2 separate regions of the Homo sapiens genome follow, and region 2 is linked to region 1. A link is an interaction called in ENCODE POLR2A ChIA-PET data of the cell type or tissue named here. Cell type or tissue: A673. All regions are shown on one strand.

Region 1 (2,500 bases):
AAGCCAAGGCAGGCCGATCACCTGAGGTCAGGAATTCGAGACCAGCCTGACCAACATGGAGAAACCCCGTCTGTACTAAAAAATACAAAATTAGCCGGGCGTGGTGGCGCATGCCTGTAATCCCAGCTACTCGAGAGGCTGAGACAGGAGAATCACTTGAACCCAGGAGGCGGAGGTTGCGGTGAGCTGAGATCGCGCCATTGCACTCCAGCCTGGGCGACAAGAATGAAACTCTGTCTCAAAAAAGGAAAAAAAAAAAAAAAAAAGAATTGGGAGAAAGATGACTAATCCTTCTCCCAATTCTGGATGGTGAACCAAAAGATGCGAAGATGACTACTTTTCTGAGTTAATAGTTTATCATTTCAGTACTGTGGATCTAAACTATGTGCTTAATTCAAATTCCACTAAAAGGTAATATCAGCTCCTACATTCTGCAGGCATTGTACTAGGAGCCCAAGGGCTACAAAGGTGAATGAATCACTCTCCTTACCCTGAGGAGCCAGAACTCTAGGAGAAATGGAACCCGGTCCACATCCCCTCTGCAGTTGGATCCTAGGTCATCCTGCCTTAACAACCAACCTGTGTTCTCTGTTTCTTCTGTATCTATTTCAGGAAGCCCCCAATAAATGTTAACCACTTTTCTGATGACTTGGTGAAAGAGGAAGGCCAAGATCATAATTTAGTCTTGGAAAAAACACTGCAGCTAACCTAGTCTTTGCATTCAAAGTCAGAGACAGGTAATTGAGTGTCTTTATTTCGAGTCTGTACACCACAGCTGCCAGTTAGTTCATATCGCCATTTCTCTAGGCGTCATAATTAAGCAAACAATGAAACAGAATCCCTGGCCCCATGAAGACTTCACAGTTTTTACTTCATCACTTCAATGAGGTCTCGTAAAATTCCCATGAGGACAGGGTCTAGTAGAATATTGTCTCCACTTCCACCTTCCTGATTCTTCTCTTGCTCCACTCTTCTCAATCCATTCTATGCACTGAGGCCTAGAAGGATCTGGCTTCAGCTTCCCTCTCCCACCCGGCTTGTGGCTCTTCCTCAACCCTGACCTCACCACCTTCTAGACCCACTGGCCTATGCATTGCTCCTCACACACGCACCAGCCTTAAGATCCTCACTGGCTTCTTTTCATCACTGAGGTCTTGCCCCTTCAATGAGGGACTTCCCTGATCCCTTCTTCTTAAGTAGCCCCGCCCAGTTACTCTCTATCCTGTCATCCAGCTATATTATTCTATGTAAAAGTAAATATGATATTTGCTCCAATACCCTTAGCCTAACTGGATTATCTTGTTTATTTGTTGGCTATAAGTACATATATCTAAAATGGAAACAGGCCAGGCTCAGTGGCTTATGCCTGTAATCCAAGCATTTTGGGAGGCTGAGGAGGGTGGACTGCTTGAGCTCAGGAGTTTGAGACCCGCCTGGCCAACATGGTGAAACCCTGTCTCTACAAAAAGTACAAAAATTATCTGGGCATGGTGCTGCATGCTGGTAGTCCCAGCTACTCAGGAGGCTGAGATGGGAGAATCACTTGAACCCGGGAAGTGGACGCTGCAGTGAGCTGAGATTGCATCACTGCACTCCAGCCTGAGTGACAGAGCAAGACTCTGTCTCAAAAAAAAAAAAGGGAGAAAACACTTCTCATTGCCCATACTACTACCACCATGGTTCAAGTCACATCTCCTGAAAGGATTTGGATGTTCTAGCCAAATCTCATGTTGAAATGTAATCCCCGGTGTTGGAGGTGTGGCCTGGTGGGAGATAATTGGATCATGGGGGTAGCTTTCTCATGAATGGTTGAGCATCATCCCCTGGATGCTGTCCTCGAGATACTGAGTGAGTTCTCTTGGGATGTGGTGGTTTAAAAGTGTGTAGCACCTCCCCCTCTCCCTCTTGCTCCTGATTTTGCCTTGTGAAGTTCCTGCTCCCATTCTGCCTTCCACCATGATTGGAAGCTTCCTGAGGCCTCCCCAGAAGCAGATGCCAGCCTTATGGTTCCTATACAGCCTGGAGAACCGTGAGCCAATTAAACCTCTTTTTGTATAAATTACATAGTCTCAGGTATTTCTTTACAGGAATGCAACAACAACCTAATACATCTCTCATCAGGGTGACTGCAGTGACTTGTCTCCCCTCTTCCACTCTGGTACACAGCAGCCAAGATTTCAGATCCTCTGAAAATATAAGTCAAATCCTGTCACTCCACTGCTCAAAAATCCCCTATTAACTCCTCATTTCTCTCAAAGTAAAAGACAAAGACTTTCCAGTGGCCTTGTAAGACAGAGTGGCAAGTTCCTTCATTCCAAATTGAGCAACAAAAAGATACTGATTGTTCTTTGGTCATAGTGACAAGAAACAACCAGAATCTGTTTTAATCAATCAATAACAATCTCCTGATCAGTGACTTGCTTCTGAAAATTAGCCAATCAGCAACAGCCACACTCTAGTAATCCTTCTTCCACATCTAAAGTTCAACTCATCTCTAAAC
Region 2 (2,500 bases), 730 kb after region 1:
CAAAATCATTCTGAATAACTTCTAATCACGTTAATTGGAGTGCTTTCAAAAGGAATAAAGCATTTGGTGAAGTACTGTTTATTAAACATCTGTTTTGTATATGGCACTATAGGGTGCTACAAAGAAATAAAATAAGAACGCAGTTTTGTCCTTAAGAAGCTTATATCCTCATAAGAGAAGGTATAACATTTATAGAAAAAGCTATAATGACCAGCCACACATTAAACATGTCACAAGAGAAGTGTCAATTAAGTGTTATAGGAATTCAGAGGAGAAAAAAGATCACTTAAGACTAGGAAAATCTATAAATGTAGGCTTTAAAAATGAGAAGGATTTGGATTGGCCTTGATGGGAAGAAGAGGATGAACTGGGAGAGGGGAATGAGGAATGAATTGAGGGAGGGGAATAAGAAGGAAAAAAAAAACAGATGGTATATGAGATCAGTAAACAGCTGAGTTTGGCTGGAGTAAAAGGTATAGAACAGGAGAAGCAGGCAGAAGCTTAAGAAGGTAAGTTTCCAACTGACTCCGCGAGGCCTAAATACCAGGGTAAAAACTTTAACTTTGTCCATTAAGCAATAAAGAGTTACTCAGGATGACTACAAAAAATAAAGTCAATTGGAGTAAACAAAGCTTTAGGCTTGTTTGTTTCACTCTTTTTTGGAGGAGTGGAGAGGAAAAGGGGGAAAATTGCATATTTACTTCAGATAGCAGAAATCAGCAAATTTCAGCAGAAGCAAAAGAAAGGTAGCACACTTTAGCTGGGTGTGGTGGCTCACACCTGTAATCCCAGCAATTTGGGAGGCCGACACGGGTGGATCACTTGAGATCAGGAGTTCAAGACCAGCCTGGCCAAGATGGCAAAATCCCGTCTCTACTAAAATACAAAAATTAGCCAGGTGTGGTGGTAGGTGCCTGTAATCCCAGATACTTGGGAGGCTGAGGCAGAACTGCTTGAGCCTGGGAGGCGGAGGTTGCAGTGAGCCGAGATCACACCACTGCACTCCAGCCTGGGCGACAGTCGAGCAAGACTCTGTCTCCAAAAGAAAAAAAAGAAAAGTAGCACACATTGAATTCCATGGATGCAGAGAGCCTTAGTACATGTATGAAAGCTAACAGCACATGAGGGGGTATTCAGTCATTTCAGAATACTCAGAATTCTAAGTAGTTGAATAAGACTTTTTTCTTTTTTTGATACATACTTAAGGTGTACAACTTGGTGTTTTCATAGACATATTACAGTTACATGGTTAGATATATAGTTAAGTGGTTACTACAGTCCAGTGATTTAACATCCATCATCTCAGATATTTAACCTCTTTCCACTTTTTTGTGGTAATTACATCTAAAGTCTACTGTCTTGGCAAACTTCTAGTTATAACTATAGTCCTCATGTTGTACATTCATTGGATCTCTAGATTTTTTTCATCCTACATAACTGCAACTTTGTAGTCTTTGATCTACATCTCCCCATTTCCTGCCTCACCTCCACCCCTAACCCCCATCCCCCGTAACTACCATTCTACTCTTCGTTCCTATGTATCTGACATATTTTTAAAGATTCTCTATATAAAGTGAGATCATGCAGTATTTTTACTTCTGTGTCTGGCTTATTTCACTTGACATATAATGTCTTCCAGGTTCATTCATGTTGTTGCAAATGGCGGATTCTCCTTTTTTAAGACCGAACAATATTACATTGTATATATACTACAATTTTATTATTTACTCATCCATCAGGAACATTTAGGTTGTTTCCATATCTAGACAACCGTAAATAATGCTGCAATGGACATGGGAGTGCAAATATCTCTGTGAAGGGCTGATTTCATTTCCTTTGGATACATACCCAAAAGGGAGATTGCTGAGTCATGCAGTCATTCTATTTTTAATTTTTTGAGGAACCTCCATACTGTTTTCCATAAAACTGCACCAATTTACATTTCTACCAAGAGTGTACAAGGATTCCCCTTTCTCCACATCCTTGCCAACACTTGTTATCTTTCATCTTATTGGTAATAGCCATTATAACAGATGTGAAATGATATCTCATTTCAGTTTTGGTTTGCTTTTCTCTGATGATTAGTGACATTGAGTACCTTTTCATATACTTGTTCGTCATTTTTATGTGCTCTTGGGGGAAATGTCTACTCAGGTCCTTTGCCCAGTTTTAAATTGGGTTATGTGTTTTTTATTGAGTTATGTGAGCTCCTTATATATTTTGGATATTGACTCCTTATCAAACATATGGTTCACAAATATCTTCTCCCAATCCATAGGATGCCTTTTCCTTTTCACTTTGTGGATTGTTTCTTTTGCTGTGTAGAAACTTTTAAATTTGGCGTAGTCTCACTTATTTTTACTTTTGTTGCCTGAGTTTGTTTTTTTTTTTTTTTTTTGAGACAGAGTCTTGCTCAGTTGCCCAGGCTAGAGTGCAGTGGCGCAATCTTGGCTCACTGCAAGCTCTGCCTCCCGGGTTCACACCATTCTCCTGCCTCAGC

Evidence for each region. ChIA-PET counts read pairs that join two places held together with the same protein. Peaks named below come from ENCODE experiments on the same cell type or tissue, not always from the same donor. Only the 100,000 strongest peaks of a DNase experiment are listed, where the experiment ranks them.
Region 2: POLR2A ChIA-PET joins it to region 1 with 13 read pairs; 2 of 35 experiments call an interaction of 5 or more read pairs at or near these places.

The regions. Positions count from the first base shown.
Region 1 is chr12:104,139,962-104,142,461 of GRCh38, forward strand. It overlaps LOC105369947 (a long non-coding RNA gene), which reads left to right and starts at 270. Exons shown (of 3, transcript XR_945286.2): 1 at 270-737. In A673, no CTCF peak of the experiment used is centred here; no DNase peak of the experiment used is centred here.
Region 2 is chr12:104,871,694-104,874,193 of GRCh38, forward strand. The region is part of intron 6 of SLC41A2 (solute carrier family 41 member 2); the gene reads right to left. Among named protein-coding and RNA genes, the nearest start is that of SLC41A2, 85 kb to the right of the region's middle. In A673, no CTCF peak of the experiment used is centred here; no DNase peak of the experiment used is centred here.